2 separate regions of the Mus musculus genome follow, and region 2 is linked to region 1. Evidence: chromatin loops called from intact Hi-C (ENCODE). Cell type or tissue: gastrocnemius. All regions are shown on one strand. Links, peaks and the distances in the headings refer to the core of each region. The heading gives the core; the rest is flanking DNA. Region 1 has its middle 23 kb from the start of Dld. Region 2 holds the start of Cbll1 (Casitas B-lineage lymphoma-like 1).

Region 1 (15,030 bases), core at 6,166-8,665:
AAGAATGAATCTTTGATGACAGAGAGAGAGAATCTATTTTTATTGTGTGTATATGAACATGGTGTCATATATGGGGACATGATGTGTGTCTGATCAGAGAACAATTTTGTGAAGCCAGTTTTCTCCTAGTACCTTTATGTGGTTCCCAGGGCCTGAACTCTGGGCACGAGCTTGCACCACAGGAGCCTTTGCCTTCTGAGCCACTTAGTCAGCCCCATTACTCAGAAAGTATTTATCAAGTATTCTATTCCGTGCACTGTTCTGTGCTCTGGGGGTAGAGCAAACAAGATCCCAGCTTTCTGAGAATCGGCGGAAGCTTTCTAACTCGATGAAGTAAAAGAATACAAACAAATCAGCGAGATAATTATAGGAGAAGACCAATGGCTTGGAAGACAGGAATGATAAAACACAGCACATGCCTGTAATCACAGGCTCAGGAGGCCGAAGTGGGTGCACCTCTGTGAGTGTGAAGCCAGCTCAGTCTATACACAGAATCCCAAGCCAACAGGATTACACAGAAAGACCCTGTCTCAAAAGTAAAGCAAAACAAAAACAAAAACAAACAAAAGAAACCACACATACATAGATAAAATAGGGACACCCCTAGAAGCATCAAAGAAGGCCTCCATAAGAGATAACATTTGGCCTGAAACCCAAATAAGAATGAAGCAAGACCTCCTCATCTGTTTGCCAACATAATGTTTGAATGTATGTGTCTATGTGTATGTGTGTGCATGTGTGTATATGTATATGTCTGTGTATGTGTGTATATGTGTATGTATGTGTGTATATGTGTGTATGTGTATATGTGTGTATATGTATATGCATCTGTATATATGTGTATGTTTGCATGTGGGAATGAACAGAAAGACAGAGGAGAGTGTTGGGGAAGGAGGAAAGGCACTGCTGCCTTGGGGATCAGAGTGGATGGGGTGAGCATGTAGCTTGGGCAACACTGAAAGTGCTGCTGCTGGTCTGTATTCAGACACACTGACAGGTGCTCTGAAACAGCAGTGCCTGCTTCTCCTGCTCCATCTCTTACTGTGACAGGTGACAGCCAAGCAAGGCGACTGCTTGGACTTCTGCCAAGGACCAGCCTCTGCTTGGAGAGGGGTTACTGCTGAGGGACTGAGAGACGGGGTGTAGTCAAATCTCTCTCTCTCTCTCTCTCTCTCTCTCTCTGTGTGTGTGTGTGTGTGTGTGTGTGTGTGTGTGTGTGTGTTCTGCTCAAGACAGATTTTTCTTGCTATTCTAAGAACTCTCTGGTTGAGACAGCTCTCTCTACTAGTAAAAATTCTAAAATTTATCTGGATAGCTCATGGGTTTTCTGGCCAAAACCAGAAAAGCTTCTATATAAAAATATACATATATATTGGCTCTTCTAACCAGGGTCTGTTAGAAAAATTCTAAAAGTAACTCTTGGATTTTCCAATCAAAATCAGAAAGCCAGAAAAAAATTCAGACTACCTTCTCTGGAGAGCTGCTAGAAAACTTTCTAAAAAAGCTGTATCCACTCTGTAAGTGATTCTTGGTATTTCTGACCTGTTAGAAAAATTCTAAAAGAGCCGTGTTCACTCTCAATGGATTTTCTGACTAAAATCAGAAATCCTGTTAGAAAAAAATTCTTGAAGAGTTGTTTTTGCCCTCCAGAGATCTTCAGATAGCTCCGCTCTCGCTAGAGAAAATTCTAAAGAACTGCTCTCACTTTCTGCTAGCTCATCTCATGCAGACCAAAACTCTGGCTTTTTCTTTACATACCAATTCAGTTATTATTCCAGGTTTCCTTTTGAATACCCTAGGAATCAGCAATCCACCAGTGATCCCAGCCCCTTAATTCTTGGGAGACTGCAAGCACACATTTTCTTTTAACATTTAAAAGTATCTGAAGATCTGTCTGCCTTTGCTAAGCAAAGATGCTAAACTAGCTGGGTGGGACCCTGTCCTGAAATGACTGTTTCTACCACACCTGGGCCTGGATGCCTGTGTTCCAGGCTAACCTTGAACTCAGGAGTCTACCTGCCTTTGTATCTTTCTGACAAGCTTGTTCATTGGGTAGCCGCCTCTGTTTCTTTAGATTAGTGAAGTCCCGCATGTAATTCATACTGCGTCCTTATTTTTTTTTTTTGCATAGCTGAAAAATTATATATTTTCAAACTCATGTTTTTAGAGTTCTTTTCCATAGCCTTAAGGGCTGTCCTGAAGGATTCAGCGTTTACTATTTTGCTGAGACATTAAGCACTCCTTTATCTCCTGTACTCATGCTGTTTCTGATAGCATGGAGTTATAAACATTAACAGGAAGAACGTTCCTCCGAGGAACATGAAAATATGTACAGTATTATACAAATAGGCCTTATGCTCACAGCAGCCATCAACACTTGTGGAGGCCCACGCCAGCTCTTCCTGTCCCAGAGACAGAAACCTTGTTATTCTGCCCCACCAAGGCCATGAAGGACTCAGCAGACTACAACTCTCTTGTCTGTAAGATAGAGAAATAGTACTTATATAAGTAACACATATATCACAAAAAGCAACAGGCTGGTTCTGGGGGTTAAATAAGTCTCAATGCACCCACTTGAATCTGTGGTATATTTTGTGGGGCTTGGTAGGGGGTTTGTGTATTTCTGACTATATATATATACATATATATATATATATACCCACACATATATAATTTTATAAAATTATATATATTTTTTTGTATACTATAATTATTATATAATACATTAATACTTGTTTATTAATATCTTAACGTGTTTAATATTATATTTAAGTATAATTTACATAGTTTGTCCTATGTGAACTGTCTACTTTACTGCCCACCCACCAACTCGGGCTTGTTTCTCTTTAACTCTTTTCTAAGTGCCCTTTGAATAGTAACAGCAAGCCTCTCTCACATATACTAGTAAATATTTTTCCTGGTTTTCATTTGCCTCTTGATGATGCTTACGGTATTTTTCCTTCATAGTAATCTCAAAGCTTTGGTTATTTTGGTCCTATTTGATTTCAATGACTTAGCCCCGCATACCTAAGAACTGTTTTTCATGTTTATGACTATTCTAATATTTTTTTACATCATTGTGTCAAAAATTTTTTTTCTAAATGACATTTTAAAAGAATGTTTTTGTAAATAACCTTTATAAATGTTTGTGTATTTACTGGCTGATATAGTGACATGCCAGTGAACTGTTTGCATGCGTGATGTTCTGTGCCTTGACTTATTTTCCATTTTTCAACATGATAGATATAATGTTTGCATAATGTATTTTGTCATAACTTGAAGACACTTAGTCTGCCTTTGCAACTTCAGTGAGACATTGTATCTTTATAATTTTTCACAGCAGAGAAAGTATCTTGCTAGTATAGATGAGGAAACATCTAGTTGCTGGGTAATTTACATGGTGGTGAAGACGCTGATGTCAATCTGTTCGTTAAAGAGGTCAGAACAGGGGCTGGAAAGATGGCTCACTGATGCTCTTTCAGAGGTCCTGAGTTCAAATCCCAGAAACCACATGGTGGCTCACAACCATCTCTAATGGGATCCAATAAATGCCCTCTTCTGATGTGTCTGAAAACAGCTACAGTGTACTCATATAAATAAATAAATCTTTAAGAAAAAAAAAAAGCCAGAGCAGTTTGATTATGCCAATATTGAGTGAGAACAGAGTAACATGTTTTCCATGGTTCTGTGTCTTTTGGATCTTTGATAATCTTATATGGTACATGAACGATATCTCATCCATTTTTGTGATTGTTAGTGAGCTAGAATCTCTCTTTATAACTAAGTTCATTGACTCGGGCAGAGGACTAGTGTTCTAGTTTGCATTCTATTGCTTTAATAAACAGCATGACAAAGAGCAACTAGAGGGAAGAAAAGGACTTATCTTACAACTCCCAGGTCACAGTCCACAGGAAAATCAGGGCAAGAACTCAAGGCAGGAACCTGGAGGCAAGAACTCAAGCAGCAAAGACTGTGAAGGAAGCCACACACTGGCTTGCTTCTTGTGACTTCTCAGCCTTCTCTCTTATACACCCCAGGACCACCTACCCAGAGATGGCACTGCCCATAGTGGGCTGGATCTTTCCACATCAATCACCTACCAAGAAAATGCCCACAGACTTGCCTACAGGCCAATCTGATGGATACATTTTCTCAGTCCAAGTTCCCTCTTCCCATAGGACCCTTGAGTCAAGTTGACAGAAAAACAAAAAACAAAAAACAAAAAACAAAAAAACAACAACAAAAAAAAAACCCGCCCAACCAGCATAACAAGGATTAGACAAGCCCACTAAAGCGGACTGACACTCAGAAGGCAGAATTAGGAAACAAAAGACAGTAGGTAGCTCAGGGGACAGGGCTTTATGTATGAAACCAGTGGTCATCTGAGAAAGAGGGCAGGTTTCAAGGAGGCAAAACACATAGGACTGGCTGGCTTGGAGAAGAGTTGTGGGAAATAAGGGCAGTGGTTAAGGTACACCAGGGACAAGGGTAACTATTCCCATCACTGAGCTTGAAGAAACTTGAGAAGAACTGGCTATCAATAGAAAACGGAGGAGGAAGATGAATGCAATGGGTACACGGAGGAGGAAAAAGAGCTCTGCCCGTGTGGCGTGCTTATTCTCCCGCACACAGATACCCACAAAGCAATGCGCTTCGGGTGCTTCGCTACAAAGGAGACTGGCTTCGTGGCCCTGCATCCAAACACGCCACTGTTGTGGGAGGAGCTGCTTTGAGTGGAGCAGTGGCTGAGCATTCTGGGAGATCAGGAAGTGCATCCACAGCAGATGAGGTGGAGACTCTTGCCTGGTGAGCTCCAGAGCCCGAGGGTTTCATGAAGTCATATTGTGGGTAGGACAAAGAAGTGACAAGAGACGCTTTGGGAGTACCCTCATCCACTAAGAGAATACACAAACGGCTTGTGAGCCTCAACCCAGACACCTGCCCCCACTGTGTCGACTCTTCTAGTCTTTCCTAAGTCTAAGGATCCCGAGCCAGGAAGCTGAGAACATGCTCAGTTTTCTCTTATTTACTCCCTAGTGCCTCAAGCACTGACCTTTACCTTGCGTGGTCGAATGGTCGAATGGTCGCACAGTCTCTTCTCCGATTTCATAGATGTTAATATAGTTCAAACACTCAACACTCTGATTTAGGTACTTCAAGAATTCATCCTTTTAAGATAAGAGAAACTCTGAAAAGCAATCCTCTTGAGGGAAAGAGATAAGGAAATACTCTTTCTTGTTGATCCCAAGCCAGAGAAACAGGCAGAGCGAACATTCCAGGGCTACCCAAGACAATCAAACAACCACAGGATGCCCGCTTCTTTCTTTGAGCAAACCTTAGCTGATCTATTTATCACCAAATAGCATGTTAATGTATCCTTGCCACTTAGCTTTCATCCATTTGAACAGTAATTTCCTTATTTATGCATGTGTGTATGCAGGCGCATGTGTGTGGGGGGGTGTATAGGGAAGCCAGAGGTTGGTGTCAAATGTCTTCTTCAGGAAGGGACGGGAATCTCTCGCTGAACCTACAACTCGTTTGTTTTGCTTATTTTGGCGGGACAGGGAGCTCCCTCTACCTCCCTATGCTGGGATTACGGTGTGTGCTGCGGTAGTGAGGTTTATTTACAAGGATGCTGGAGATTGAAACTGAGGTCCCCACGCCTGCCGGGCAAGCCCTTTACCAGCTAAGCCTTTTCCCAGCCTTGCTGCCTCTGTTTTTAACTATTTGTTTCCCAGCCTCGCTTCCTCTGTTTTTAACTATTTCTTTCCCAGCCTCGCTTCCTCTGTTTTTAACTATTTCTTTCCTAGCCTCGCTCCCTCTGTTTTTAACTATTTGTTTCCCAGCCTCGCTTCCTGTTTTTAACTATTTGTTTCCCAGCCTCGCTCCCTCTGTTTTTAACTATTTGTTTGCCACTCCATCAATGCCAAGGTGTACTAGTCAGAAGTCTTTTTGTTGCAGCTAATAGAGATTCCACGCCCACCCCCACCCCCCAATTTTTTTGTGTGCAAAACAATATATGTTAGCTAGTTAGACCTGAAGCATGCAGGGGTAGAGCCAAGCACAAGCATGGCTTCCTTGAGGACTCTGAGTCATTCCGAAGCTGCTTCTTTATTTTGATTGGCTCTAAATTCCTTTTTATTTGATCTATTCTAATGTACTTGGAGTAAAACAGTGCAATGTCTTATCTCTGTGTCCACTTGAGCATCTAAAGTCTTCATCTCTTTCTCCTCCTCCTCCTTCTCCTCTCCCTCCTCCTCCTCCTCTTCCTTCTCCTCCCCCCTCCTTCCTGTGATGTAAGTCTGTGAACTAACGACTGTGGCCACGCTTGAGTATCAAGCCCTACCCATGTAAGGGTCCATGACTCACCAAAGAATCATACCCCAGACTCAAATAGTATGCAAAAGCAGAGAGTGTTTTATTCTGCAGACATCTGCATGCTGGGGTCTACCATCTACCATGATGGAGGTGCCCCAGTAAGCTTCCAGTCCAGACTTAAAGCATATTAGGGGAATTCTGGGGAGGGGTAGGTGACCTCTATCTTAATCGTTGGCTCTATCTCTAGAGACATTCCAGAACCCATTGCTGGGGTGGGGGTGGGGGACTGGAAACTGTTGCTGAGGAAGTCTGGAAACTGCGGCTGACCCTTTGTCCTTGCCTCAGGCCAGGGGGCAGGGCCTGGACTTGCCCAGACTTGCCCAGTTCGTAGTAACAAAGATTTAGGCCTAGTCTCCTGAACTGCCAATTTGAAGCCTGTCAAGAAGTCAGCCTACCTCATCCGTAGTTTTCAGAGCAGAGATGTCCAATACAGATAAATTGATAGCCACTGACGTGCAGACAGATAAAGGCAACATATATAAATTATATTCTAACAGTCATGTGTTTTTTTAAAAAGTAAAAAAGGAACGGGGTCTTGGGTGTGTTTTCACACATGTAATCACTACACAGCGTTTGGGAGGCTTAGGCAGGAGGATTATGAGAAGGCTACACAGCAAGATGTGTGTGTGTGTGTGTGTGCATGTGTGCAAGAGAGAGATTGATTTTTTTTTAACCAATTAAATACAATGTTATTATTTTAACATGTAATCAACATTTCTGAGACAGCAAAACCTATCATTTTAACTGAGTTTTCAACCACAATCCACTGGAGGGTGGGATGAGACATCCTTTGAGAAACAGTATCCTTGAGACACCTTTACTCCTCTGTGCTTCCAAACTCACCTTTGGAGTGGTCAGAGGAGAAAGGCCTGATGACCGGTGTGAGCTGTCAGGAATGAAGGCGGGATTGATACTGGGCGGAGCCAGGGTTACACAGATGCTGCTGTTACTGCTGCACTGCTGCCCTCTGCTGGTTATATTATATCACAACCATATAAACAAAAAGGACGCTGGGCGTTTGTGAGCCCTTGACGTTTCTGGCAGTCTTCTTTCACAGGCTCTTGAAGTGACTTTCTTTTTGGAATTTTGATGCATTACAGAGCCTAGGAAATTTTCATGGGGTTACTGTGGATCATCTTACCGATGTCCCTCACAGGGTTTTCTCCACCTTTCATGGCAGTCAGCTACACACTGCAAGTATTCATGTTTCTGTTTCTGTGTATTTTCCACTTCTTTAAAAGAACACAAATGGAGAAGATTCTCTTACATCCCAAGCTTTCTTCAGCCATTAAGTACTGGATGGCACTCTCACCTCTGTGGCTTGTGAAGACACTGCTTGGTATATTTGAAGAACATTGTAATGTTATTATAAAACAAATCTTAAAATTTACACAATGCCTTATTAAATTCATTTTTTTAATGTCTGGTTCAAAACTCTCCTCTTTGTAGTTGTATCCTGAACTACTTATGGACGAAGGGTTTGATGACTGGAATTTCACCCAAAAGTGACAAGTTGAAGAAATACTGGCCACAATGTAGTCATTGTTGACACTGGACAAGAGGTGCAGGGGGACCATTATGCTAGTTTGTCTCTTTGAAGTATATTTTAAATTACTCTCCAAAGAGTAAAAAGAGCAACAAAATTGCAAATTCTTCCCAACATTCTGTGTAGTACTGTACACACCGTGGCTACTACATGCTACTCTGTTACTTACTACTGTGGGTTAGAACTTCATTGTTTCCGGGCAGGTTATAATTGCCTTCTTAAAAGACAAACTCAAAGGACAAAAAAAAAAAAAAAAAAAAAAAAAAAAAAAAAAAAGGCATGCTGGCTCACACCTGTGATCCCAGCATTTGAAAGACAGAGGCAAGTAGACTACTCAGATCTGAGGCCAGCCTGTTCTATGTAGTAAACAGACCAGCTATGGCTACATAGTAAGCCTCCATCTCTAAATAAATAAATAAACCAACCAACCTACAAAACGAAGCAAAAAGATAAGCTAAAAAATGAATTGGCAGGGCTGGAGAGATATTTCAGAGGCTCAGAGTACTTATTGCTCTTGTTTAAGTCCCAGCACCCATAGGGTGGCTTACAACCATTCATAACTCCAGTTGCAGGGAGTCTAACAGGCACGGTGCACATATATACACATGCAGGGAAGACATCTACTCATATAAAGTATGATGAGTACACCTTTAAAAATTAAAAAATAAATAATTGGCTAGTGCACTTACAGAAAATAATTAAATAGGAATATATTTAGTTAGACATTCTAAGGAAATTCCTTCAGAGACATAGACATCAAAGGGACTGGGTGAAATGGAACACTTGGTGAAGTCCTTGCTGAGCAAGCATGAGGAACTGAATTTGGGTCTTAACACCCACATAAAGGTCTGGGCATCGTGGCAGTCACCTGCAATCCAAACCCCCACTTTCATTAAGACCGGTCATTCAGAAGTTCTACATTAGAAAACCCACTTAATAGCCCCAAGAATAGTGGTGTTTCTACAGTAGTTATAGCTCTGACATTGCCTCCATTTAATCTAGTTACATCCAGTTACATCCAGTTACATCTAGTTACCTTTCAAACATGCTCCTTTGTTCCTCTTTAAACCCTGTCATGTCAAGAACATAATAACTTTTCTCCTTTAGAAATGATCACCATCACCATCATCACCGCCACCATCATTTGTATGAGCATTTTGCATGCATCCATGTATGGGTACCAAGCGCATGGCATGTCCACAGAGATCAGAATGTCAGATCCTCTGGAACTAGAGTTACAGACAGTCGTTGTCTGCCATGCTGGTGCTGGAAATGGGATGCTTTGCAGGAGCAGCAAGTACTCTCAATCACTGAGCCGTCTCTTCCAGCCTCCTATAGTTTTTCTGAGACTTCCATTTTTCTACATTATCTCTAGTTCCATTAATCCTGTGCATAACAATGATCTTCCAGTCTCAACATCCATTTATTTACTTATGTGACCCTAATGTTTTGATCAATTTAACTTCATTTTTCCTTGCAGTGTCTCGGTGGCTAGGGAGAACCACTTCACTGGAACATCAGATGAAGCATAGTGAATGGGGAAAATCACACACATTTTCAAGGTATTTACCCTCAAGTGCCTTTTCCACTTGGAGAGCTTTAATTCTGCCAGGACAAAGACTGTGAAGAGGCAATCCTTCTTAAGCTGGCAGGAAATGGCATGAGAGACACACTTCAGTTCCCCAGCTCCTCTTATCTCCGCTTTGCTGAGGGGGTAGTCAGATTGGCTCTTTCAATTGATTGAGCCGACCAACAGTGTAATTGTGTTGCTTCAAATTCCACAAAAAAAAAAAAAAAAAAAAAAAAAAAAAAATGGCCGTGCTTGGAAGCTGAAACCCTGGCTATGATGTTGGCATTAATCACTTATCAGGCTCAAGAGCTTCAAATAGCAGCTTAATCTTATAAAAGCAGAAGTCTCCTACTTTATTACCAGAAGTGATGGGCTGATGGTGTCGGCACCAGGGTCACTGTGCGGGCCATGGCCAGTGTCTGCAGAATTCCACCAGCGGCTCGGAGTCACAGTGTAAACACACCCATCTTTAGAAGCCCCGAAGGCCTCACTCTTCACAGCCACCTCCTTAATCCTTTGTAGAAGACTCAATACAGAACACTTGCAAAGAGAGACTCAAGTCAAGTGACTTAGGATTCATTTGGTAAACACTTCAACTAACCTGTCTGACAAGCACCCACAGATATGATAGGCATGGAAGGAGAGATTCTGTTTTTAAGCACTTTTTCTGAACCAGACACATGATTTGTAAGTTTTTTTCTAATTTTTCTGATACTCTTCAATGAAAGCATTTGCATTATCACCATCATCATTATCACATCATCACCACCACCATTATTATTATTATTATTATTATTATTATTATTATTATTATTATTGAGAAGGGCATCATTTAGATAGACAGACAGACAGACACAAGCAAAGGAACTGCGGAAAGAATTTTTCCATCTGCAGGCCTGATCGTAATGGCCATAGTGCTTCTTGTCTACCATTCTGGAAATTATTATGCCCATGTCTCTTACTTCTGTTTCCCCCAGGCCTCCGTGCCTCAGAGGCCACTCTCATCTCCTGCATCTGATGAAATCCTTACCACCCTTCAAGGGACTTCAGCCCATCATGGTACTCTCTTTTCACTTTCATTCATAAGCCAATTGTTTAGGACCTATCTGGGTGGTGGTGGGGAGGAGGAAGAGGCTCACTGGCACGTGTCTCATCGAGTAAAGGCACTTACCGCCCACCCTGACGGGCCTGAGTTCTCTTCCCAGAGCCCAATGGTGGAAGGCGAGAGCTGACTTTCACCAGGTTGCCCTCTGACCTACGCATGAACCACACACATCACCTCCAATAAGTAACTTTAAAGTTTTAAAAGGTGTTTCCTGTGGAAAACATTAGCCTAGGTACCAGGGTGTATCACTGGACAGGAGAGACAGGGACCAGAGCCTTCGTGGAGCTTAGATGCTGGTGGCGGCATACAATTTAAAAAAATGAAGATAAAAAATTAATGACATGGGACATCAGGAGATGATAATTGTCATGGGAAGGAAGCACCAGGGCAGGGGGAGCGAGAACACAGGATGGAGAGAGGTGTGCTGGAGAGTAGTCCAGACAGCCCCGCCCCCCCCCCCCCGCCGCCGCCCCTCCCCCGCAGCCTTCCCCCCCCCCCCCTGCCCTGCCCCGAGAACGAGGATTTGGGGTGAGGCTTTAAGAAGGTGGCAGTTGGGGAGGGGGCTCAGTAGTTAAGGCCACTGGCTGCTCTTCCGAAAGATAGACACTTAGATCTTCACCTACACGGCAGCTAACAGTTCTGAGAAATCTATTGCCCTCTTCTGGCCTCCATGGGCATTTCATACACACAGTGCACAAACATCGGTGCAAGCAAAACACTCATATACATATAAAATTTTAAATGAAAAAAGTCAAAAGGGGTGAAGGAGCCAGTCGCGTGGGTAAGGCTGGGTGGAGGAGGATGGAGGGGTAGTAGCATGGGTGGATGAAAATCCCTGCCCAGGTGTGGGAAGCCACATGTGCCGTTGCTGAGTGGCACTGACTACTGCTGGCCACCATGCATAAGATTGGACAAACAACCAATGTGTACATATGCAGTAAAGTTTTTTGCAAAGACACTGCCTGGCCCAGGCATGATAATGAGGTTCTGTAAGGTACTGAGAGTATAACCAATCAGATGTGAGACATGCAAATGATGCATGATAATGAGGTTCTGTAAGGTACTAAGAGAGTAACCAATCGGATGTGAGACATGCAAATGAGGTATGATAATGAGGCTCTGTGAGGTACTGAGAGAGAGTAGCCAATCAGATGAGGAACATGCAAATGAGGCTTAGTGCATAACCAATCCGGGTATGAGACATGCCTCTCCTAGGCCTATAAAAGCAGCACCAGTTCTGGGCTCGAAGTCTTTTCGCCTCTGCAATCAAGCTCTCCCAATAAACGTGTGCAGAAGGATCCTGTTGCAGTGTCGTTCTTGCTGGTCGAGTCCAGTGCGCGAAAGACCCAGGCTGGCACGCTGGCTGATACTTCTATATTTCTTGCAAAGATGGCCATCTCCTCAGCAAGACTCGGACCTCTCTGAAATCAGGGGGACTTGTTGGCAAAGGTTTGCATCCTCTTCTGTGTGAAAACCTGGAAGATTCTCGGCCAGTGCTTGGCAGTTGTTGGTTTATAGACTATGGCATACCGGTAGCCTAATGTCTTTGATTCTGGAATTATTTTGAAGTCTTATGGTGATCCTGTTCCAACACCAACACACAGGGTTTCCTCTTTGAAGCTTCCTCTTTCCCTTCAGTGGCCATAAGGTAAACACACGGTGGAGGAAGACTGCCACCTCCCGGGAGGTGAGTGCCTGGGAGGTTTAGCTTTTGGCTAAATTCCCACTTCCAGGCTTAGACTGTTAACATCGGATTCGGTCAACCAATCACCACCGTTCAGATTATCATTTTGATACAAATTTTCCTTTAAAAAATAATCTAAGAAAGAGAAATATCTCAGGAAAAAGGGAAATGCTTAAGAGATGATGTATAATAAAGCCAGCAGATGTACAGAACAATGGGTTAGGTGGCAATTAGTCTGAAAACCACCAGACCTGTTCTTCTGATGTTTGTTTGTTTGTTGTTTTGCTCAAAGGAGCTGAGGGATATTTAACCCTGGTAAACCTGTGCTACAGTTAGGAGAGCTCACACACTCAGTGGTGAGCTCCAGGGTCAGTGAGAGCCCCTGTATCAAAACATAAAATAGATAGTGATGGAGAGAGATACCAGAGATTAACCTCTGGCCTCCACATGCATGTGCATATGCCCCCAAAGGAATCCAGGCAACTCTGTTGCTTAGCAACTAGAAATGTGTCTGGCTTGAGGAACCAGAGTGTAGACTTGTTGAAAGAGCTGGAGCAGATACAGTGTAGTCTGACCTTTACTGACCTTGGGTATGATTTAAAAGTTCACTGGGCTTCTTTTTCCTCTCCTATAAAGCAAGGTTAAGTCATACCTGCCTTACAGTTATTATTTTAAGAGCAGTATTTCACTTAATGTTTGTTATACGGTAGCTTTTCAATAAGTGGTAGCATGCCCATCAGAATTCTGGGTTGCAAATGACTTCCGAGAGATCATTTCACATTCACTTAAGAACAAAGGGAATGATTTATTGGTACGTGGGGGTATCCAATAACTATAGAATCAACGTGAAGACCTGAGAAGTAGGCCTCAGCACACTGGCAGAAGCTGAATGTCCTGTGAGGTTTTCCGTAGGAAGTTTGGATAAGCCATTATTGTTCTTGCCACATGGAGCCCCCTGCCCTAGGATTTCTGCTGCTGTCCGCATGAGGTCTAAGTTTGCCTGATTCCTTCATACCATACCACTCTTTTTCTCCCTTAATTTTTTGTGCATGAGTGGTGTGTGTGTGTGTGTGTGTGTGTATGTGGTGTGTACACACACAGCCATGAAGACTAGAGACATGAAGGACATCAAGCAGCCTGTTCCATTGCTCTCTACCTTTTTGACCTTCTGACAGGCTCTTTCACTGACTCTGGAGCTAGGTTCAGCCCAGCAAGCTCCACTGATGGTCTCGTCTATGTGCATCAACAGTGCCGAGGATACAGATGTGTGAGGGACCAGGCCTGGCTTTTTAGTGTGGGTTTGGGTATTTAAGCTCAGATTCCCACATCTGTGCAGTGAATGCTCTCACCACTCAGCCGTCTCCTCAGCTTTGATTGGCAGAGCTACGATTTTGTGCCTGCTTCACCTGCTGGGAATACTGAAAACTATCGATGGCCAGCCGAGCTTCATAGTGGAGTTAGTAATGAATTCCACCAGTAGTGGAAGTGGTTCCAATAGAAAGCACTCAAATATGGGGCTGGGGACATGAATTCAGGTCCCTAGCACACGTGTAAAAGCCAGGTGTGGTGTTATTGGAATTCATGCTCAAGACACAGGGCTGCCCAAGGCAGGACACTTCACCAATCCAGCTTTCTTTGACCTCCTGTCTGGCTCCTTATTTTCTTTATGTCTGTGCCATTTATCTGATGTACAGCTGACATTTGCTTTGCCCATTCCTCCCATCCTAAGCCCAGAACTAGTCCTTCACTCAGCCAGATCTCATTTCCTTGGTCAACCACCCAGAAGAAAATCCACTGATAAGCCATTACACAAAATCCCAAATAAATAAAGAATAAAAACCCTCTGGCAGAGCGCTCAGCACATCTGCTCAACGGATGCTCATTCTATCTGCCTCTTTTCCCCAAAGGGGAATTTGGAGCCACCCCCGGGACTTACGAGAGAACATTTGGAAAAGGAATAATAGAAATGACTCTTAATGGGATGATTTCAAGACAGGAATTAAGGGCGAGATTGGGTGGAGTAGAACTATTTTGGGCCAAGGGTCATTTTGAGGATTCCTCAAGTTCCACAATGTGGGCATCTCCTGTTCTGTCTTTGCCCAGTGAAGCTTGTGTTACAGCCTTTCAAGGCCTTGTAGCTGGCTTGGGTGTTTCTCTTCTATATAGATAAGAATTGTGGGAGCTATAAAAGGGGCTGCTTGGCCCCTTCTCTCTCTCTTACCCTCTTGTCTCTCTTACTCTTTTGTTTTGTTTTGTTTTGTTTTTTTGAGACAGGGTTTCTCTGTGTAGCCCTGGCCGTCCTGGAACTCACTTCGTAGACCAGGCTGGCCTCGAACTCAGAAATCTGCCTGCCTCTGCCTCCCAAGTGCTGGGATTAAAGGCATGAGTCACCACTCCTTCCCTTTCCCCTTTCCCTCTCTCTCTCCACGTGGTCACGGCTGGCCTCTACTTCTCTACTCTCTCCTTCTCTCTGCCTCTACTACTCTCTTAACTCACTTCCCCATATCCTAAATAAACTCTATTCTATACACACACACACACACACACACACACACACACACACACACAAAGAATTGTGGGAGGAGTAAGAAGCTTTTCCAATGTTGTGTTGGGAATACTAGGCTCTTAAGTGCCCAGGGCCTAGAGGCCTGATGGCTAGACCCAGGGGCTTATAGATCCTAAGAGTTAGGGGCCAATATTTCCTCAGGCGTTAGGCCAAAGTCTTGTGCACCTCTGAACTCAGAGGC
Region 2 (15,030 bases), core at 6,297-8,796, 120 kb before region 1:
TGGTGGTGCACGCCTTTAATCCCAGCATTTGGGAGGCAGAGGCAGGCGGATTTCTGAGTTCGAGGCCAGCCTGGTCTACAGGGTGAGTTCCAGGACAGACAGCCAGGGCTACACAGAGAAACCCTGTCTCGGGAAAACAAAAACAAAAACAAACAAACAAAAAACAGAGAGGAGAGAGAAAATAATGCATTTCTGATATTTTCTAGCATATATGTGTTTAAAATGTCTCCAATGTTTTCATGCCCATCTCCTATGGCATCCAGAGACTAAAGCTTCAAGTACTGCATTTAGTTCTAAATCTCTTGAGTTTCATTAACCTAGAAAAGTTTCCCAATCCTTTTTCTTCTATAAAACCAGATTTAAAAAAAAAAACAAGGTATGATAATAGCAGTGCAGCTAGATGATCATTTAGGGATTCACAGAGAAGTATGACCAATGGCACGGAGGGAAGGATGCTGTAAAGCACCAGGCATGACCACTTAGTCTCAATGTTAATTTGCAGCCACCTGAGCAGAATCCATTAGACAGAGTTACACTACATATGTTCTTAATTCTAGAGCTCTGCTTAAAATTTACATTTCTTTTAAACTCCCCTCAATTAAGTCCATGTGATGAGTTCATCTTATTCAAATATATGAATGAAAAGTTCAACTTGAATGCTGGGCACCATGGTGCATGCAGATCTCTTGAGTTTGAGGTCAGCCTGGTCTACACAGTGAGTTTCCAGGACAGCCAGGGCTACACAGAGAACCCTGTCTCAAAAAAAAAAAAAAAAAAAAACCCACCCCCCCTGTAGTGGCTATTTCTGGTTGTCAACTTGACTATCTCTGGAATGAACTACAATCCAGAATTGGAAGGCTCACCTGTGACCCTAATCTGGAGGCTGGGAGATAGAAGTTTCTGATCTGGATCTTGGTATGGAGATCTTGAGGCATAGTGGCTATGGATTCCAGAAGATTAAGACTGGGAGATCCCTGAGTTCAAAGTCATCTGGGATTAAAGGTGTGGTGGCACACACCTTTAATCTTGGCTACACCTCCTCTCTCTCCCTCTCTCTTCCTCCCTCCCTCCATGCCTCCCTCCCTCCTTCGCCTGCTTGCCGTGAGGGACTGAGCAACTGCTAGATCCTTGGACTTCTATTCACAGCTGCTACTGACCATTGTTGGGAGTTGGACTGCAGACTAAGTCATCAATAAATTCCTTTACTATATAGAGACTGCCCATAAGTTCTGTGACTCTAGAGAACCCTAATACACCCCCCAAATCGAACTAAAATATAAACCCATAACACTCAAAATTGTACAGAATAAAACAAGGATGCTATTCTAGAATCCCAGTGCAGTGGGTGTGTGTGGTACTGCATGCATATAGTCTCAGCACCTCAGAGGTGGAGGCACATGGTCAAAGTCAACCTTGGCCACAAAGCAGATCTGATGGGGGATAGCCTGCCTGTGCAAGATCCTATCTCCAAAACAAAACATGCTACCAGTCGCCTCAATTCATTTTATTCAGGAATAACATTTGCTGTGGTTTGAATGCTTCTGTCTCCCCCAAATTCATATGTCAAAACCTAATTGGCGTTATATCAGTATTAGGAGGTGGGGATAAGGGGAGATACTTGGGTTACGATAAAATTACAGAGACACCAGAAAGATACCTTTCCTCTTACAAGAGTAAAGATAATTGTCAGACTCCACTTACGAACCAAAAAATCAGCTCTAGCCAGACACTAAACCTTGGGATTTTCATCCTTTAGAACTTTGAGAAAGAAACTTTAAGTTTATAATTCACCCAATCTTATCATATTTTGTGATAACACCAAATAGACTGAGATGATCACGATTAAGGGCACAGGTACTTACCGCCCCCTACACTTTCATGGGTAGATAAGCAGCACCGTTCCTATAGCAGCAGGTGCACTATAAACGCAGCAGTCTCTGCCCCACTTCTACTCTAGCAATACAAGGCGCCTGACTTCCCCTGCCGAGCTCTTGTGTCTGCTGACAACTAAAACAGATGACTCAGCTGGAGATCAGTGGGAAACTGGATGGTCTGGGGAGAAAGGCTATGAGAAAAATTCTTTACGGCAGCTTTATTGTCTTTGGTTCCATGTTTCAGGTGCTTTATCATTCTTGATCCTTCAAACTATGGGCTGAGTGGCTTCTGGCTGTGAGGGACACCTGGAGGGAGGCACTTTAAGGGAGGAGCCTAAAGGCATAGTAAAGAGGGGGATACTATCGGTGGAAAGGTCTAAGCAGTGGGGGAGGTGAGGGGCAGATTGCAGATATGTGGGGAGAATTACCTGGGACAAAGGGAATATAAAGAAGCAATATAGGAGCTGGAGAGATGGCTCAGCCATTAAAGGCTAGGCTCACAACCAAAAATATAAGAAGCTATATAGAAGACCACAATCATATAACCCAAATTAAACACACGCACACACACACACACACACACTGAAGGGAGTTACAATACAGGCTCTTGTTAGTCCTCTTGGTTGCTCACAAGATCAGATTGCAGAAGACACCACACACCTTGGTTGCCAGGTACAAAAAAAAGCAATATGGAACTGAATTGGAAACCTCATCCCTGTTGGCTAGCTTTTGAAGGCACTACTGGGAAATGTATGAACTAAGACATCCTGTCGAGCCTTACCTGCCTGTGCAATAGTGGCATGACTGCTGTTGGGCTCTCTGGTTATATTTGAGGCCTGTTCCACAGAAGGGAATGACCCATGCCTGGCACGATAAACCCCACTTAATGACACAGGTCTGTGGAGTCACAGGCCCAGAGGAGGGACTTATTGTTGTCATTTAAGGAAACTGACATAGCATTAAACTACCTTCTGAATATGTTCATACCTACTTGAAGCCTTATTCAGAGAACCCTCTCCTCACAATGAACGGCACCAAGTGCAAGAGACTCATGGCTTCCCAAAATACCGAGAATAAGTCACAGCTGTGGTCTCAGCCCTAAGCAAGATATTTATATCACCCACTCTAAGGCTCAGGCAACCTTGCAGAAGGGGTATGCTGGAAGACAGGATGAAGGTCTGTGAAATTCTATACTCTCGTTGATACAACCACTACAATCATTAACCCTCAACTATAGTGTTACTTCAAGACTACCCCTGTCTACAGTTATAAAATGGAAGGGCTCATGTGGCCCTACTCTTTACTACTGAACTACTGGGTAGAGACAGAGTCTGGGAAAGGAGGGATTACTGCTTTCAGTTGTGTGCCTACCTCTGAGTCCACCAGTCTCCAACCCACAGTGCCAAATCCATGTTCACAGGCATAGCCCTTGTTAAAACCAATGGGCAACAAAATAAGATGTATGGACATGAATGTTAGAGATTTGTGGAGAGCAACGGGATGGACAGGGATGGTAGAAAGATGTGAGAGGCTGAGGATGAGAGTGGTCTGCAATTATTTGCATATGTGTATAAGTTGTGTAAGAACACATTTAAATAAAAATTACATGAACATTTTCTATTACCATTTTATTCAAATTCATACAATAAAATAGTGCAATTTTTAAAAAGGTCATTTATTTATTATGTATAAAGCATTCTGCCTGCATGTATGCCTGCAGTCCAGAAGAGGGCACTAGATCCCATTACAGATGGTTGTGAGCCACCTTGTGGTTGCTAGGAATTGAACTCAGGACCTCTGGAAGAGCAGCCAGTGCTCATAACTACTGAGCCATTTTTTCAGCCTTAGTACAATATTTAATGTGACTAGTTGTAGTGGATATTCCTGGTTGTCAACTTGACTATATCTGGAGTGAACTACAATCCAGAATTGGAAGGTTCACTTGTGATCCTATCTGGAAGCTGGGAGATACAAATTTCTGGATCTTGGCATGGAGATCTTGAGGCATAGTGGCTATGAATCTCAGAAGATCTGAGCCACACCTTCTGCTGGCAACCTACATAAGGACATTGGAAGAAGGAAGATTCGCTCTTTCTTCTTTGCCTGCTTGCCTTGTGGGACTAAACAACTGCTAGATCCTTGGACTTCCATTCACAGCTGCTGCTGACCATTGTTGGTTGTTGGACTGCAGACTGTAAGTCTTCAACAAATTCCCCTAAAAAAGAGACTACCCATAAGTTCTGTGACTCTGGAGAGCCCTGGCTAATACAGTGGCTCACAGCCATCTGTTGAGACAACCAGTCTCAAAAGACCTGATGCCTTCTTCTGGCTTCCACGAGCACTGCATGCATGTGGTGCATAAACACACACAAGCAGTATACACTTGTACACATAAATACATGAAATGTTCAAAACATATTTTAAAAAATCACATGGAACATGTTCAACATCTCTAGCCATTAGGAAAACAAAAATTTCCCCAGTAAGAATGTGTATCAAAGCAATCAAGAAGCAACACATGTTGGCGAGGTTTGGGGTGGGAAACTTATACCACTGCTTGGAATGTAAAACAGTGTGGAGGTTCCTTTAAAAACAGAATTCCCACATGACCCTGTCATACCACTTCTGGGAATATGCCTAGGCAAATGAGTTAATTTACTATACAGATATTTGCATATCCATTTGATTGTGGCAATATTCACTAGCCAACACAACCAAGGTGTCCAATAACAGATGGATGATTTAAAAAAGCACGTTACATTCACACATGGAATACTATTCTATCATAAGAACAAAGTTATGGAACTTATAGGAAAATGGATAACACTAGAAATCATATTAAAATGAAAACTGGTATCACAAAGATAAGCATCCCATAGTTCCTCTCATCTGTGGGATATAGGGGACATGGTAGTAAGAGAAACTACTAGGGAGCTGGAGGGGAGATTGGAAATGCATAATAGAAGGGGTGAGTATGGTCAGTGTACATTTTACAGAAAGGGAAATGTTACAAGAAAACTCATTAGCTTTACAGCCAATAAAAATTGAAAACAAGAACATACAGGCCTGTGTATAATCCAACTTAGGAACTTAAGAGACTATCTTGTCATACTACTCCTGCACTGATAGAACATGGCAACTATGATAAATGGGGGGAGAAAGCACAGATGCAGAAGCCGGGCATCTGAGTGCTGGGCCACATCAAGGACATGCCCCACTGTTTACTAAACTGAGCCTTCAGCAAGTTTCCTTTTTTATTTGCCGAGACAGTCTATGTAATTCAGGCTGCCTTTGAACTTGCAATCCTCCTGTCTCAGCCTTTAGGGCACCCCAGGAAAATTTTCTAACAATATACCACAAAATACTGAGAAAACTGTAAAAGTTTGTAAAACAATTTGAAAGTTCTTTTAAATCCCAGTTCTCTAGTATTAATAGTCATTAGTATTACTATCATTAACCTATTTTTTTAATCAATCTCCAGTTTGATGGGGGTGGTGGCTATCAAGTACTTCCTGGGTAAAAGCCAGCTCTTAGGCAATCTAAGGTGTTGTATAACCAGAGGCTTTCAGCACCAGATGTATAAAGTGAAGCACGACCTCTCCAGGGTATGGCTGAGGGTAAGGTTTTCATTGTAGCTATGAGGGGGAGCACAGCCAGAGGCATCTGCGTGAGCCCTGAGCAGGAAGAGGAAGTAGTAGACCAAACATGGCCAGAGGTTTGGACCCAGCCACGAGAGGAAATAGGGACAAGAGAGGAAAATGAGAATGAGAGAGGGGAGGGGAAGAAGGGAAGGAGGGAGGGAAAGAGACGAGGGAAAGACAAATGCCAGGGTTATACAGAAAAGCAAAGCCTGGGGGGGGGGGGGAGGGAAGCCCATGAGCTGAAGTGTAGGGTCCACGGGGCTGAGAGGAGCCACTGGTACTTATGATATTGTGATACTGAGGAAGCCTCCTGGAGGCCAGCAAGTACGCACCACACTTAGCCATTTGTCCCAGTTCCTTCTGTAGCAGACAGTGGTTAAATAGCCCAGCGCATCAGCCCTAGATTGAGAGACATACCAGTACCCAACCCCACCCGACTAATTCCAGCAACTGAAAAATTATGAAAAACACCCCGTAGTACAGAAACTTACATTTTTAACAACAACAAAACCAAAAGGATATCGACTTAGAAATGTCCTTATTTGAGTGTACCTACAACCTTGTTTGTAAAGCCGCAATGAGTGGGAGTCTTGGAAAAGACCACAATTAAGACAATCACTAAATAACATGGTATACTTACACTAGGATCACTGCAGTGTTAGTCACCGTTGTTACTGTGCAACGCACACAACACATTGCTACACATACTTGATTCAGAATTGAGTACTGTGAAAATATTTTTAAGAAAGGCCAACATAATAATGTTTTATTGATCTAGGAACTCTGGCACTGAAAGCGTGAACAACCCAAGGTAACGATGTCGTCACCAAGGGACAAGCATAGAGCCCAAATCCCTTGACTCCTAGGCTGATGTTTTCCACTAATTGTGTTCCTTTCTACTCATACGAGAGCTTCAAGTGTGAAGGGCTGGGGAAGGCAGAAGACCTATTATGAGCCAAATCGAGGTGGGGGGTGCTCTGAAGGTCTTCAGCAGTCGCCGTTGACACTCTTCTTTGTTTTGGCTGAGCAAGATGAAAGCGGCAACCACAGACCCCAGGGACCAAGAACTGGAACTAGGTACCGCCTGTTGTGGTAACTCTCTTTTCTTCAGTCGGGGCCTGCCCTTTCTCATCTCTTCCTTCTAGTCAAGCTCTAACGCTCTCCCTCCGACTCCATCGGTCCCTATCTTCCCTCCTTCACCCCCTTTGCACACAACTGCTTTGTATTTTCGTTGAACGGGGACCTCCTGGTGCTCCCTCCAGCTTTAGCAGGGATTCCAGGAGCCTGGTGGTGTTCTCTAGAGCCATGGGCTAGTTAGCATTGTAACACGCGATTCAGTTGAGAAACTACGGTGGGAGCCAGGGCAAACGCGCGTGTCGAGTGGGCGTTGGGGTTCCTCAGGACAAAGCACAATTAGACAATGAGGACCTTGCCTCCCTCCCGGACGCCTAACACAGCTTCCCTCGGGCACCCACGGAGCGTGCGTGTTTACACTTCTCTACACCCGGCGGCGGATCCGGGGGGCATTCCAAACCGTTACTCCGCCCGCTGGGGTGGGACCAGCCCAACGGCTGAGACTGCGCTCTGGGCGGACTACAAATCCCAGAAGGCCTCGCGCCGCAGGGGGGCGGGCGGCGGCTTACCTGCCTGCCGCGCTTCCCTTTGGTTCCTATTGCTTTCTCACTGCGAGAAGTATCATTCCTACAGCTGAGGGCTGCCTCTGGGGAGAACTAGCAGCCTCGACACCAAAACCCTCGTGTTCCCCCTCTTCCCGCCTCAGTCCTGGCTATGTCTGACTCCTTCGCCGGAGTCGGGTGCTACGGCTAGGGAGGGAAGCCCGTGAGAGCAGTTCGGGCGCACTTCCGCCTCTGCGCTCCGGAAGGTAGGGCGCAGGCGCTTACTGCGACTCCGGAGCGACTGACTTCCGTTCCCACTGTGCCCCGCGAGCCGAATCATGGATCACACTGGTAAGGAGGCGGAGGCAGCGGGGGTCCTAGTTTCTTGCCCCCGTGGCTCGTGTGGGACTGGTCGCCCAGCAGGCACAAGGGGCTATGCTCGCCCCACTGCGCCGGGACGTGGCGGAGAGGAAGCAAGCTCAGACCCGGTCCCGGGCTGAGTCTGCTGCTTCCCGGCCTACCCTCCGGAGCGGTGCCTCCATCCTGGAGACCGGCAGCACGGCTCCTTTGGTGCCGCTGAGCTCGTTTCGGGACCCTCCTCCGCGCAGACTTGTTGGAAAGGGAGGGTCCCAGTTTTGTTTTTGTTTTTGTTCTCATTCCGGTTGCTTTGCACTTTTGCTGGGGAAATAGGCGGGCGTTTTCCACTCTCGGAATTGGAGAAGCGTCCGGACTCTGGGCGAGAGTGGGTTGGAGACTTCCTGCTGCCTCTCGGCTTCGGGCGGCTGCTGCAGTGGTCACCGCCTGTGGTTATTGTCTTGTTGGCTTTTCGCGGACTAGTGGTTAGAGAAGAGAGTCGGATATAGTTTTCGAAGTTATAAGCGGAGCATCTTTTCTACCGGAACTCAAAGCATGCCCGGTCCTTCGGCCGTGGTCCTTTCGCATCTTTTGGGGACATCGCATATTACGAGTAGCTTCAAACCTCATTTCTGCTGGCTTCGTTTTCTTGGTTTTAGTTTTAGCACTTGGCTTTGAGTGCTTCAGACAGTTTTATCGCCAAGCAGGAGGAAAGGCTTTTTCTTTAGGAATTGACTGAGTGCGCCCAGTCTTCAAACACTAAGTTATATAATTGCATGCAGATACTTGTAGGCTTGGAGATAGAATGGTGGAATGGTAAACAATAAGACTACGTTCTTGTCTTCGAGTTTTCATTCTGTCAAAGGAGACAAGCAGATTGGTTTCTTCTTTAACAGCTGTTTACAATTTGTGGTGAGAACTTTTAGAAACAGGTGCTTGCCGGGCAGTGGTGGCGCACGCCTTTGATCTCAGCACTTGGGAGGCAGAGGCAGGCGAATTTCTAAGTTTGAGGCAAGCCTGGTCTACAGAGTGAGTTCCAGGACAGCCAGGACTACACAGAGAAACCCTGTCTCGAAAAACCAAAAAAAAAAAAAAAAGAAAAGAAAAGAAAAGAGAGAGAAATGAATGCCCATGGAGTAGGAAGTTTCAGAGTGCCAGGGAAAGGTGTTTTTGGAATGGTAGGAAGGTATAGAGAGGACCAAATGTCGGTAGACTAGTTAGCTTTAAGTTGAGAAGGAGAACACAAATTACCTTTTTCAGGACTTTGAAAATCATGATAAAGGGTTTAAGTGGCTATGAAGCAACAATTTTGACTCTTCTATGGAGAATGGTGTAGGAGAGGAACAACAGAAGTAAGTATAAATCATCTATGGGTGGTTGCAGTGCCACAGAGGGAGGCTCAGTTTAGTTGAATCGAAGCTCAGTGGTAGAGCAACTTAACCAGCTAGCACGGGTCCCCAGCAACGCCGTAGGGAGAATGGGAGCAGGACAGAGAGAGTAGGCAGGGGGAGTGGGAGCAGGACATAGAGTAGGCAGTTGCCACAAATATTTTGGTGGAGAATCCAGCAGCTGCTAATAGGTTGGTTTGTGGAAGTATGTGAGAGAAATGAAAAAAACCTGAGTTTCCCAGTAGAGTGTCTTGATACTGCATGGGTAAAAGTATTACCCTAGTTTCTAAGTTATTAGCCAAAGATTGCCTGGGGAAATAAAAATTATTCTAACATGAAAATAATCACTACTGACCTAGCTAAGGTTAAAAAATGAGTTTCAGGGCCCGGTGGTGGTGGCGCACGCCTTTAATCCCAGCACTTGGGAGGCAGAGGCAGGCAAATTTCTGAGTTCAAGGCCAGCCTGGTCTACAAAGTGAGTTCCAGGACAGCCAGGGCTATACAGAGAAACCCTGTCTCGAAAAACAAAAAACAACAAAAAAGTGTTTCCAGACAGCTCTCCTTTCTGTTTAATGTTAGCTTTTCTAGATTTTAAATCAGTTATGACAAAGTCTCCTAGTGCTTCAGTTTTTTTGTTTTTTTTTTTTTTGGTTTTTTGAGACAGGGTTTCTCTGCGTAGCCCTGGCTGTCCTGGAACTGACTTTGTAGACCAGGCTGGCCTTGAACTCAGAAATTTGCCTGCCTCTGCCTCCCAAGTGCTGGGATTAAAGGCGTGCGCCACTACGCCCGGCGTGCTTCAGTTTTAATTGCTGCACATTTTGAGAAGAAAAATATGAAATTAAGCCAAAGACTCAAACTTTCACAAAATAAATACAAATTTGAATCATAGAGCCTTTGGCAAACCAAGAAATGGTAGTTAGCTAGTTAATTGACAATTTTCTGACTGAGTAGACTTCTCAAAATAATGATTTTTAATGTCAAAGGATCAAGAGGTCTTGTAAATGGGAGTATTGAAGTAGAATTCTGCCAGAAAAAAAAAATTTAGAATTTTTTTAAATGGCAAACACGTATTGCTTTCTTTAGTGTTTCTCTAGATTGCAGCAGTGTCAGCGGTGAGCTCAGGGCCCTCGGGGGTGGAGAGAAGCAGCAGAAAGGTGATGGCACCCTTGCAGCTCCTTTCAGGCCAGCTCTGTCCCATGCTCTTACCTCACGGGCACCCAGGCCAATAAAGACCCTGCAAACACTTGATTCATTCTTTAGTCATTGTAAGAGATGGTTAGTGCTTAGGTAAAAGGAACCCACATTTTTAAAATACTGCTTCATTCTTTTGGGGGAGATAGATCCTGGGGACCTGAACCCAGGACCTTAGACAGGTTTTACCACTGAGCTACATACCTGGCTTAAGTTCCTTGGCTCCTTTTATTCAAGATAAAATATTAAGTGTGTTGTTTTTAAAACTATATAATAAAATAATATATTTTTAAAGGTATATTTACTTTAAATGGCCCAATTATTCTTTTTATCCCTTATGTAACATCCAGATATTTATTACATGCTTTGTGTTTTGTTTCTGTGTATGGGTGGCCCCACACAAACAAACTTCAGAATTTTGTCCCTTGAAATCTGTGAGGCAAACAGTAGCTTTAGAAAGAGGCTCGTGAAAGAGCCAGGCTACTGTTTAAATAATGGGAAACTGGGTTATGTGAGCTGGTTGGAAGGCTGTGCAGGTAGTGTGTTGTCAATCACAGACTGACACACTAATAACTCTTGTGATATCTGAAGGGCAACATGTTGGCTAGTTCAGTTCTTTGGAAAGGTGGGAAGACTTTTTGTGCAAGGGGAAAAGGTTATCTGAGATCTATGTAGGTACTTATATATAGATGAGCGAATGCAGCAGAGACTGCTGAAATACATGAAAGACACTCCATTTTAGTGCAGTATTGAAGATTGATCAAGTTGGTTTATTATAATTCAAGATTGTAGCTATTCATCTAATCTTTCCATGAAAGATTTTGAGAGGAGTTAGCTGTTATAAGAGTAGAAAGTAAACATGTTTAATCATTAAAACCCATTTTAAATTTCATTTTATTTTGATGATAGAAAGGGCAAGAGGGTATGAGTTTAATTGGTTGGTATTGCCTATAGAAGTGGACATTATTAGTACTAGCAGACTACGTTCACATTTGTGTTTTGCCGGATTTAACGTGGACAGTTTGGCTCTCAGCTTCGATTGTAACTCTTGCAGGAGCTCTGTTCCGTAATTTGTGTTGCAGACACTACAATTTTAAGATTATATTTGCATTTTTTACCCTTACGTGTTTCCCTTTTTATCCTAAGGTAAAGTTTAATACTTTGTGTTACATATTTTTATGTACTTCTATGTGATTCAGTCCTGTGAAATAATGTGCCCCTTATTCATGAACAAGAATTCCTTTTTTTCATTGATGGTAAGATTTTTAAGGACTAGAAAGTGTCTTGTTTTTTAAGACCCAGGTCTAACTAATAGTTTTCCATTGCAGTGTTGACTGTTAACTAAAGATACCTGTTGCCTGTGTCTCTAGAAATGTTATAGTACAAATAATGCATGTGTTCTATTAAATGATATATTTTTGTTTCCGTTGAATAATTTTTTAAAAAAATGTTATGCTTAAGGGAATAATTACCTCTTTAAAGCCAACACATAAGCCAGTAAGGTGGCGTAACGGGTGACACTGCTACCTGCTGAGGCCCTGAAGTCAACATCTGGGGCTCAGGTGGTTGGAGGGGAGAAACGATTCCCACAGATTGTTTTCTGACCTCCACATATTCACTGTGGCTCCACAGCAGTCCCCCCTAAACATAATAAATTAAAACTTCATTTTCAAATATATTTCAGATTTAGGGTTGCATTTTCAATTTGTTATGTAAATTTACTAAGTTTACTGCATGGCTACTTCACCTGTTTGATAATTAGGCACATATGTTAAGACAATTTTTTTTTCTCCTTTATTTTTAAAAATCTTTACAATCTGTAAGAGGTTTTTAGACTTTTAAAGAGGGTTATCTTTTTGTAAACTACTATAGAATTGTATGGTAATTTTTATTGCTCATTTTTTAGAAAGATAAATGTTCTATAATTTTTATCAGCTTCTGAAAGGGTTCCCTGACAAAATAAATAATTAATTAATTAATTAATTAAAGCTTAACCGAAAGCATTTCTTTAAAGGTTTACCCCAAATAAAGACTATTAGCAGTTACACTTACCAGTCTAGTATTTAAAATCAGAGCCAAGATCTTCAGTTTATTGTTTGATGTTGTTGATTTTATCTTTATACTTGTTGTAGAACAATTTTCAAAAAGAAAAGTAAACATAATTACAATTTCTTTTCTTACATTCATATAGACAATGAGTTACAAGGCACTAATAGTTCTGGATCCTTGGGTGGTCTTGATGTTCGCAGAAGAATCCCTATAAAGCTCATCTCCAAACAAGCCAGCAAAGTTAAGCCGGCACCTCGGACTCAAAGGACTGTCAGCAGGATGCCCGCAAAGGCCCCGCAAGGTGATGAAGGTAACTGGTGTAAACTGAAATGAGTGTAAACTGAGTTGTCAGGTTGGAGATGGCTCAGGGATTCAGAGCACTGAATGCTCCTCCAGAGGACCCAGCTTCAGTTCCCAGCACCCATATGGCAGTTCACAACTGTGTGTAACTCCAGCACCCTCACGTAGTCATACATGCAGGCAAAACACCAATGCACATAAATACAAGTAAAATTTTAAAAAGAGTTCTCTTGTTTATCTGAGTGTATCAAGTAATCCATCTGATTTTATTAAACCTATTTTAGAATTAGTTTAGTTCTATCCCTTTTTAAGCGCCCTTCCCCTGGTATTGCACAGAGCATTACATTAAAAGTAAAATTTGTTTTCACGGTCCTCTATAAAACTGATGCTAGTGCCCCTTAAAAAAAAATCTTTCAAGTAAGCTGGGTGGTAGTAGTGAATGCTTTTAATCCCAACACTCCAGAGACAGAGGCAGGTAGATCTCTGAGTTCAAGGCCAGTCTGGTCTACAGGGCAAGTTCCAGGACAGACAGGGCTACACAGAAAAATCTTGTCTAGAAAAACCAAAAATAAAATATAGTTTTACCCAGGTGAGGTGGCACATGGCTGAAATCCCAGCACTTAGGAAGCTGAGACAAGAGGATTAATGTTTGAGGACAGACCCTGTCTCAAACAAATGAGTAGTCCTAGATGTTTAGTCTGTAGATATCCTACAATTTATTTTACTTTCTTGTAGATACTTGTTTTGCCGTAATTGTGTTGTAATGTGAATATTAAAAATTTGACTTGAGAAGATGGCCAAATTCTTGAAATGGGTGAGGGTAATTGCCCTAAGCCTGGTGACCCAAGTTTCATCCTAGAACCATTTAAAAGGAAGGAGAGAACTGACCTCCACCCACCACTCTCCATATGTGCAGACCCCTCCCTCCATATCATGTACACAACAAATGACTGTTTTTAAAGACTTGATTTGTACATTTCAGAATATATCAGATCTTGCTAAATTCTTCAGAAAGGGTGTGGTATAGTTTCTACTCACATACTCAGTATTTTGCACTATTAATTTAACTTTTTTTGAGGCAGAACTTGGATAGCCATTCTGCTCTTGAAGGTCAAAAGTCTTGCTGCCTCGGCCTTGTCAGTGCTGTGGTCACAGGCAGGAGCCTAAGTGTGGTTGGATGCCTTTTCATAGTGCTCGCCAGTTCTTGCCTCAGTTCCAGGCTCTGTTTTGATTGCTGCCTTTCTCTTAATTTTGAATTCTTTATAATATTGGCTTTGTTAAATGTCTGTGTAGTTCATTTATCTTTTGAACTTTGTATATAAAATATTACTGTAAAGAACTTGGACATTCTAGGAAGCCAGTTAAACTAGAGCTTGCTCTCTCCTGTTTTTAATATATTCTTTAAAAGGCCTTTCCTAGTTTCATGAATATAAAAACCGCTTCCTGTCTTGCCATCTGTTAGAAGTCAGCAAGCTGGTCTACAGGCCAAGTTTGGTTCCTTTAAAATAGATAAAGTTGCTGTTCAGTTAAGAGTATTGCCTTGTGGCTATTTTCCTACTAGCGTGGCAGAATTAACTAGATTTATATGACCAAGAAAGCCTAAGTTTTGTACTGTGGCCTTTTATAGTAACAGATTGTTGGCCCATACTTTAGAATATTTATGGGTGTGTTTTGTTTTTTTTTTAAGTGATGTTTTGTTTACCATAAATACTGAGTAATTGGTTTTTTAATTCCAGAATAGAAATCTGGCTGTTAACATACATTCAAGTTCTAGAAGATCTGTCTTACTCCTAAATTCTGTTCCGTAAACAACATGGTGATAATTGGTGAGGTTTTATATTAGAGGTGGTTAGTGGAGTTGCTAAGAGCATTGAATAAGAGACTCGGTTATAGGTCTGTTCTTGGCTCTGGCACGTGGCTTATATGGTGGCTGCTGTACCCACAGTATGTTGTCATTTGTAAAGTACTAGAGATGGACTCAATGATCATGAAGACTACTTCCAGCCGGCATTTTAAACTCTAGTTTAAAAATGATATGCCAGTTAATTTCTGTGACAAATGTGAGTTGTCTATTAAAATCTGTGGGAAAACGGTAAGTAAAATTAAGGCCTGGTGTTGTAGAGGTAGGACTCTAGAATACTTTTACTACGTTTTTTATAACTAGTTTTATATACAAAACTCTAAGGGAAGTTTTATAATAACATGAATTTAATATAGGTTTAGTTTTTTGTTTTTGTTTTTTTATTGTTTTAGAGTAGTTTTAGGAATTTTGATTTTCATGTTTTTAGATCTCTGAAAGTTATCAGAAACATTTTTCAGTAAATATATATACTTTTAATTTTGTTATGTAAATAAATATACTTTAAATTGAAATTTGAAGTTGGAAAATGTAATGTAACTTTTTTCTCTCAGAAGGATTTGATTATAACGAAGAACAGCGATATGACTGTAAAGGAGGCGAACTCTTTGGGAATCAGCGAAGATTTCCAGGACACCTTTTTTGGGATTTCAAGGTATAACTAAAAGTGAAAAATTAGAAATTAGGCATTAAGTACTTATCCACTAAGTGTGGATTTTTAGTATGTCGTGACGTGTAGCACACATAAGTCCACTTGCT

What was found. Peaks named below come from ENCODE experiments on the same cell type or tissue, not always from the same donor. Only the 100,000 strongest peaks of a DNase experiment are listed, where the experiment ranks them.
Region 2: it touches region 1 in a loop (2.6-fold over the local background); 24 of 42 quality-filtered maps call a loop at or near these places.

The regions. Positions count from the first base shown.
Region 1 is chr12:31,367,081-31,382,110 of GRCm38, reverse strand. No RefSeq gene overlaps it. Among named protein-coding and RNA genes, the nearest start is that of Dld, 23 kb to the right of the region's middle. In gastrocnemius, for the core only: a CTCF peak has its summit at 7,346 (motif pointing left); a DNase peak (open chromatin) is centred at 7,306.
Region 2 is chr12:31,491,975-31,507,004 of GRCm38, reverse strand. It overlaps Cbll1 (Casitas B-lineage lymphoma-like 1), which reads left to right and starts at 7,389. Exons shown (of 6, transcript NM_001253847.1): 1 at 7,389-7,482; 2 at 12,256-12,423; 3 at 14,826-14,926. The coding sequence starts at 7,470. Gm40362 (a long non-coding RNA gene) reads right to left here and starts at 7,385. Exons shown (of 2, transcript XR_872643.3): 1 at 7,159-7,385. In gastrocnemius, for the core only: no CTCF peak of the experiment used is centred there; DNase peaks (open chromatin) are centred at 7,112 and 7,390; H3K4me3 peaks cover 2,500 bases; H3K27ac peaks cover 2,051 bases.